Regions from separate parts of the Homo sapiens genome. Here region 1 is linked to region 2. The links are chromatin contacts, found by Hi-C or POLR2A ChIA-PET in ENCODE. All regions are on one chromosome and are shown on one strand. The core of a region is the stretch at or near the end of the contact, and the rest is flanking DNA. Distances in the headings are between cores, read along the strand shown.

The links. Hi-C counts contacts between places; a loop is a spot of excess contacts on that map. ChIA-PET counts read pairs that join two places held with the same protein, here RNA polymerase II (POLR2A). Pooled maps may share reads with other maps.
Region 1: a loop to region 2 is called in a pooled map, with 2.5 times the contacts of the local background. The contact joins the promoter of ALDH1A2 here to the promoter of POLR2M in region 2. A Hi-C loop is called at or near these places in 1 of 50 pooled maps. POLR2A ChIA-PET finds 5 or more read pairs at or near these places in 5 of 52 experiments (Caco-2, HCT116, PC-3 and 1 more).

Annotation. Positions count from the first base shown.
Region 1 is chr15:58,063,848-58,067,830 of GRCh38, reverse strand. ALDH1A2 (aldehyde dehydrogenase 1 family member A2) reads left to right here and starts at 2,120. Exons shown (of 13, transcript NM_003888.4): 1 at 2,120-2,297. The coding sequence starts at 2,181. ALDH1A2-AS1 (ALDH1A2 antisense RNA 1) reads right to left here and starts at 2,606. Exons shown (of 3, transcript NR_147215.1): 1 at 2,089-2,606; 2 at 897-1,016. RefSeq lists a silencer at 1,265-1,454 and enhancers at 2,063-2,582, 2,583-3,102.
Region 2 is chr15:57,704,976-57,708,592 of GRCh38, reverse strand. POLR2M (RNA polymerase II subunit M) reads right to left here and starts at 1,879. Exons shown (of 4, transcript NM_015532.5): 1 at 1,638-1,879. The coding sequence starts at 1,750. GCOM1 (GCOM1, MYZAP-POLR2M combined locus) reads right to left here. Exons shown (of 17, transcript NR_104371.3): 14 at 2,221-2,659. RefSeq lists a silencer at 1,395-1,444 and an enhancer at 1,765-1,984.

The DNA.
Region 1 (3,983 bases), core at 871-3,370, 360 kb before region 2:
CACCGTGCCCAGCCTCTATACCTTTTCTATAGTGTTCTTTTTGCTCTTGTTGAAGCCTCCCTTCTCCCTTAAGACCCAGCCAAAGGTCAGCTTTCCCAGGGAGTAGGCGTCCTCCTTGGAGCACTCAGCTCATGTTGTTATGGCTCTTTTTCATGTTTTCCCCACAGCCTCTCATAACTAGTGATAAGTTTTTCCACAGGTATCACTGTTCCCCCTTGCTGGAACCCTCTCTTTCTCCCCAATGAACTCTAAGATTTTACTTTTTTATTTCTCAATTGTATCTCTAACCTTCTAAGGCTTTGATAAAAGTATATCTTATGAGCATACACTGTTATTAAGTCATAATTTTTGGCCATAGAAATTCCCTGAGTACAGATCCCTCGACTGCCCAAGCTAAGGTCTGTAGTTTCTCCATGAAAACGATTCACCCAGGTCACTTTGGGTTCTGAGAGGCTGGAACTTATTTCTATAAACCTAATACTAAAATGAAATATTTTTGTCTGTTTTCACTATTGCTTAGCATCTGAGCGCTGAGCATTAGGCAGTTTTAGTTACTCAAAGTATCTAAGGAAAGATGTTTTCTGGCTGATGCTTAATGTTTTCTTAACGCCCAAGAAATGGGACTCCAGCGGCTCTAAAAATGGCATTTAAGATGAGAATCAGGCCGGGTGCAGTGGCTCATGCCTATAATCCTAGCACTTTGGGAGGCTGAGGTGGTAGGGTCACTTGAGCCCAGTTCAAGATCACAGTGAGCTGTCACGGTGCCACTGCATTCCAGCCTGAGTGAAGGAGTGAGACCCTGTCTCTTCAAACAAAACAAAAAGACGAGAATCACAGTGTTGCTTGGTAGTGTAGAAAAAGCGTTTATCAACACTGTAGGCCCCTGTCAAGCTTACATTTGGAGTGAGGAGTAAGGAAGGGAAGGGACTTATGCAGGTCTTTCCATGCGGCCTTGATTTAGTCCACGGAGTCCAAAGCCCATTCTGAGGCAGGGTCTCTAGGTTCTTGGTTTACACCTGCAGGCCGATCCACAGACTAGAGGGCAGCTTGTTAGACTTTGGAAACACTTAGATTAGGGGGGAGATGGAAACTCAATCCCAAAGGGACAGTAAAATGAGCCTAAGGTCTGGCGGGACGATAGCTCTTAGCGTGTAAGGAACAACAGAAAAACAAAATAGTGTTTCTGTGGGTGTGCTGGGTGAGGAGGGGAAACAGCCGGAAGAGGGGATCCGAGAAGAACTAAAGGAGCCCACGAAGCATGCAGCTCCTCGGAGGAGCCGGGGATGATCACTGCCCATATCCTCCCGCCACAGCGCAAGCCGCCCGGGCGGTCCCGGCCGGCAGAGGGCAGCAACTGGGCGGGCGACGCCTGGCAAGGGCCGCCCCGCGCTGACCCGCTCGCAGGGATCCTCATTCTGAGCCCGAGGCGAGGGGGACTCGCACCCACTGCCACCTCTCCCTGACCCTCTGGCCACCATGCACCTCGGCCCGGCTGAGGGGAGTCGGGGGGTCGGGGGAGAGGGCGTAGCTGCCGAGAGCCTGGCGCCCCTGCCCGGAGGAGGAGAACGGAGGACGCCCTCCCGGGTCTCCGGAAAGGAAGGGGGACGGGGTTCGGTGGGTCCTGGGACGGGGATGGGAGGGAACGTGGGCGAGCTGGGAGCCGCCCTCCGCAGCCTGGACTTTCCTGGCCTTTCTCTACTCCGAAGCAGCACCGGGCCGCTCCGGTCCCCGCCAGCCCCTGCCAGCTCCGCTTCCGGGGGCCACGACCCTCGCTCGACTTCGGCCGCTGTGCGCCTCCCGCCGACTCTGACCCAGGGACCCGGAGACCAAGTCCGGCTGGCCGAGGCCCGCGGGCCGCGGCGCAAGTTCCGCTCCCACCGTCGAGGACTGTGGAGGCGGCGTGGGCTGGTCTCCGCGGCCGGGGGGCGGGAGCGCCGGGCGGACTTGACCGTGGGCGCCAAGCGTCCCGGCCGCGCGGCGCGGGCTTTATGTAAATGGAGGCTGCGCCGGGCGTCCTAGGTAGGATGGACCAGCCCCCCGCGCCTCGGCCCTCACGTCCAATAAGAAGAGCCCCAGCTTGACACCTGCCTATATACAGGCGAGCGCGCCCCCGGGCCGCGGACCGCGCGCACAGCCCGCACTGCCCCACGCCGCGGGCTAGGGACACCCGGCCCGCCACCATGACTTCCAGCAAGATAGAGATGCCCGGCGAGGTGAAGGCCGACCCCGCCGCCCTCATGGCGTCGCTGCACCTCCTGCCGTCGCCCACGCCCAATCTCGAAATTAAGTACACCAAGGTAAGCGGCCGCCCAGCGCCCGTCGTCCACGGAGACTTTCTAGAACCTTCTTCGGTTTCCCCGATCTCTTCAGCGGGTGAGGGCTGCGGGACGGGGCCGGGGTCGTCGGGGCCAGCCTGTCATCCCGGCGCAGCAGAGGGACCCCCTGCCTGTCTTCGGGACTGGGGCGTTTGAAGCCCCGCCGTGGTCTGAGGACGCCTTGGGGACTTAACCCAACCCGAAGCGCAGCGTTGAGGGGCAGCCGTCAACGGCTCCTGCCCCGGACTCTGAGGCTGGTTTCTGTCCGATTCTCCCGGTCCCGACTGCCGCGGGGGAAGGCGTCGGAACCGCTTAGTATCCTCAGATGGAGGCCGGGGTTCCCCGTCAGCTTGGCCACGCAGCCTGGCCGTCGCCTCTCGGTCCTCCGCCTTCCGGGCCCCTCGGCTGTTGGTCCCAATCAGGTCCTCCACAGCCCGGAGGGTGCTGAGGGGCTTTCCCGTAAGGAATTGTCAAGACACCAGCGCTCTGGCCGGTTTGACAAATTTCACGGAAACCTGACTGATAAGTACAGTAACTCCAACGTCAGCGTTTCATGTGAATTTTGTAGGCAGCGGCAGTTTCCCTGGGAAACTTAAAAAGTTTTAATATTTGTTAGCATGTTCGGTTTTGAACTGAAGAACTTACTTTTTTTTTTTTATAACGAACGTTGACATCTTGGGTTTGCTAAGCAGGATTTTTGTTGTTGCATCGCCTAAAAAAGAATATGCGTCTGCTACCTAATATAAAATGAATTTACTTTCCACAAATTCGACATAGAAAAAAAATGATCGATTACAAACGTAGGGGTATTGTAATGTTACAACATTTTGAGGGAGGTGGTGAGAGAGAGATGGGATTGAAAACCACGTTTCTTGGAGTTCATTTTGTAGTTCTCTGGTTTGATTTTCTAGTCCTTTCGGTACATTTCTACACTCAACTTCTCCCAATTAACGCAAACGCATAGACGCACATGCATATGGTTAAAGGTTGATTAAAGATGTATTCCATCGTGCTTTTTTACAAGATAAATTTTGTAGAGAAGTAAATTGTTTGCATCTGGCTTAGTGGTTGAATGAGATATACAAGAAACAACATCAGAATATTGAGATTTTACTTGCATTGAGTTTTAGGTTACAAATCAGGGCGATTTGTGTTTTGAATGTCGATTTAGATGGATTTAATGTACCTGCTAGCTTTTTTAGATGGTGTGACAAATTTTTCAAAGCCGTTTTAATGAGAGGTCGTTAATGGTTATAACCTTTTAGGCATTGTTTGCATAACAATAGTGCCAATGTGTGGCACTTGTCTGGGTTTAGGAACGAGCAGGGAAAGCATGCAGCTTAGAAGTTTTATTTTATGAGGGTCTCTAACCTCTTCAGGCTCTTTTTAAAGGTCTTAAAATGGAAGATCTACACAGGAGAAAAGACCTAACCCTCAGATTTGGGAAGGTTTGATTTTAGTCTTATTTTTGATGGGATTTTTCTAACAGCCTCTGAAAGAAATTTTAGGTATGCAATAGGTACGTTTTTCAGAATTTAATTTGGAAGCTCTTCCAGTTCTCTTACTCCCTAACTACCCCCTCTCTCTTTTCTCTCTTGTTCTCCCCCAGTAGGAAAGACAACTGATTTATAGCTAATTGGAGCCTTTAATGTGGAGTCTTTTAGCTCG
Region 2 (3,617 bases), core at 630-3,129:
TTTCTAACTGCCCCAAAACAAGAATAAAACAATTAAAATGGTCATTATCCAAATAGCCCAAAAAACAAGGGAATGCAGGAAGAATAGGGAATATATGCCTCATTTGTCTCAGCAAATTAGAATTTCAGCAAAAGTATTTTAAGCATATAATAATCACATAAGACATTCCAAGAACCAGCAGTCATTAAAGTGCAATCTCCAAAATTTGGGGATGGGGTGGAGTGTGGGGATGGGCCTATTAGGTCAAAACTACTTTCATAATAATACTAAGATATTATTTCCCTCTCATTTTCTCGCATGGGTACAGTGGAGTTTTCCAGAGGCTACATGGCATGTGATGACATCATTGTTCTAGAATAGAATGTGTGCTTGTGTATGCTTATGTTTTAAAGACTTCAGACGTATTTCTGATAAGTAAATACATTTCGCTAGATACAACACATAAAATAGCTCTTTGGGATGTCAATAATTCTTAAAGTATAACGGAGTCCTGAGACCAAAAAGTTAATTCACTGCTATACATTCAAAACCTATTCTCACAAGGTCAAAACACATGTCTTGATCCCAACCAATTATTTATTTGTCCCTTTTGCTGGATGACAGAGTTCCTTTTCTGATTCCCTTTTCTTTAACTATACAATAAATGGAAAGAAAAAATTACACCTTAAGTCCTCTGTTCTTTTTGACACTACATTCATCCCCACAATTTCAACTATTAACAACACTCTACAGCTGAAATTCCTGTTTTCTGTATTTTTCCAGGGTTCTCTCTTTCTTGAGCCTCATGACTACTTCTCCAGCTTTTAAGTGTTTGGTTTTCGATTAACCAAATGTCTGTCCTGCTCTCCTCTCAACTCTGCACACCCTAAGTAAAATCAACCTTGGATCTATTCCTCTCCCTGAATTTTCCTATTTTTGCTAGTGGTCTTCCATATAGATTGGAAACTTCAGCCATCTCTGTCAACTGCATTTAAATTAGTCCATGCTTAAAAGTTCTCCCAATCCCTTCCTAGCTCACTTTCTTACAAGTGTCTCGTGGGAAGTCTCTCTGAAAATATCCTTCTACTGTCTTCTGCTTTTTATTCCTTCAAACCATCTTTTGCAACAAGCTGCTGAACAAAGCTGCCTAAAAAACAAAATCACTTTTATTACGTGGCTCCCTTGCTAAAATCCGTTCAACCAGCCAGCTGAATGAGGGTCGAACTTTCCCGGCCTAATAAACCCCTCTTCATATCCCACTCTTCCCATTTCCTACGGTTCCTGTAAGCTTAGAATCCAGAGATGAAGCTGACAATCTGTTATGGGTTAGGGGTGCGGGCGACAAAAGGGTTTAGAAAGCAGACTCATGGAACCACCACAGTCCCCGGGTAAATAAAACCGACCAGGGGCTACTAACTCCCTGCAACGCCAGGTAGCCGTTCAATCCGAGCTATCCTCGCAGGCATACGTGCCTGGCCAGGAAGAGGCACGGCTCTGCCGCAGCAAGCCCTCCGTCCACTCGCCCGTAGGACTGAAGCGAATGTGACTGAGTCAAAGTCACCTTCCAGGGAAGGGAACAGAGTGCGGGAGGGGAGGGGAGCGCCCAGGGAGCTCGAGCTGAAGGAGCCTGGCGGAGACTCCGCGGGACCCCAGCTTACTCGTTGCGCAAAAGTCTCTCCTGGCGCTTCAACATTTCCCGCAGCTCCACCAAACTCCGCTGCGCCAAGTCCTCGGGAGCTTGGGGCTCGAAGCCGCGGGGCAGCGAGCACATTCTGCGCGGGCTGAGGCTGGCGCGGCGGCGGGCACTCGGCTTCCTCGGCAGGCCCCGCTACTAGCGCCGGATCCGCGGACGGCGGTGACTCCGGGGCACGAGCGGGAGTCGCCATTTTCCCGGAAGAACGGGGTCTTCTTCGAGCCGAATCGAGCTTTATTGAAATTCCGGAAACAAACACGGACTGGGAGAAGGGGGCGTCCGCAGGAGCGTTAAAGGGCGGAAGTTACGTCGGATGACGCCGGCTCCTTGGCTTGGCGCCCTTTCCCCTTGTGTGAGCATTCATGCGGTCATCAGCTGTTCGTCGGTTTATACAAAAAGTATTCAGCGCCAGCGTGACCTCACCAAGCACTATGTGTCAGTCAACAAATAGCAACGTCCTGTGTTATACTTGGGGTTTACAGAGTTGGCGGGGGGATGGGGGGAGGGAGAATCAAATTATGATATAATAGTAACGTTGGGATGGGCACCTGGGAAGATATCTCTGAGAAGTGGTTCAAGTCGAAACTTGAAAGATGAGCTGGCCATTAATAAGGTGGGAGAGAGTGCGGGACAGGATTTGGGAGACTCTGGCCTGTGCGTGGTGCCTCCGGCCTGTGCGTGGTGCCTCCTAGCTCAGCTTAGGGACGTCCTGAAATTGTTAAAGTTGGAAGGTTCCTCAGAATCAGCGATTTTTCTTGGGGCTCAATGCATTTGGAGAAGGACTTCATTTGTAGCACCGCCTCAAGCATTGTTAAGACATTTGGTGTTTCTGGCTTCTGCCTGCTAGGTGCTATGGCACTCCCAAGTCATTGCAACAATCCAAAATGTCTCCTCCAACATACATTTCCAAAGGCCCACAAGAGGTGATGAGGGAGTGGGAGCAGCTGTACAAACTCGTTGAGGACCTTTTCGAATTTTCTACTTTGCCTATAGAAAAACAGAGGCATGAAAACTGAAATAAATATTCCCAGGGCACAAAACCAGTAAGTGACAGCACCAGATTTCAAACTCAAAAGCCCAGCCCCTTTTCCAACACACCAATTTGAAAATCCCCTTCTTCACTTTAGGCCTATTTCCAAATGTGTAAAACTGTTGAAAAGACTTCCCTCCGCCCCCCCCCACCCCCGCCACCTCCCCAGCTGTTGAGAAGAAGGCAGCTTAATAGGTATTGGACACAGCTTTTACCTTCTCGTTATAGTTCAGCTACCAGAGGTGCATCCCAGTGGAAAGAGTAGGAAGACATGCAGTCACAGCAGATGTCACTTGGGAGGTTTGAACACCCCCATAACCCACCGCCCTCCCCCGATTTTTTGATATAGGAAATTGAAGTTGTCTCAATCCTGTGTAAGATGCTATATAAACACAAGCAGCTCTGTCCTAAAGAGACAGAAGATCTAGGTAAACTCCAAAGCTATTCCAGGGAGCACAATTGCAACCATTTATCTATCCCCCCAATCTGGTCCATTCTGATCAGATTCATTAATATATCAAAATAAGTTTTCTCTGTATAAGACTTGCTTTCAAGGACGTTAATAACGTGCTGCAGCATTGGCTGAATGAGAAATAGGTAAGGTCCTCGAGTCAGGTGGTTGTCTGTGGTACTGACAAAAAAAAAAAAAAAAGACTCCGTAAAATGTTGAAGAGATGTATTCTGTGCCAAATATGAGTGACCATGGCCCGTGACACAGCCCTCAGGAGATCCTGAGAACACGTGCCTAAGGTGGTTGGTGCACAGCTTGGTTTTATACATTTTAGGGAGACATGAGACATCAATCAAATACATTTAAGATAAACATTGGCTTAATCCACAAAGGTGGGACAACTCAAAGCAGAGCGGGTGTGGGGCAAGATGGGCTCCCAAGTTATAGGTAAATTTAAGTTTTTT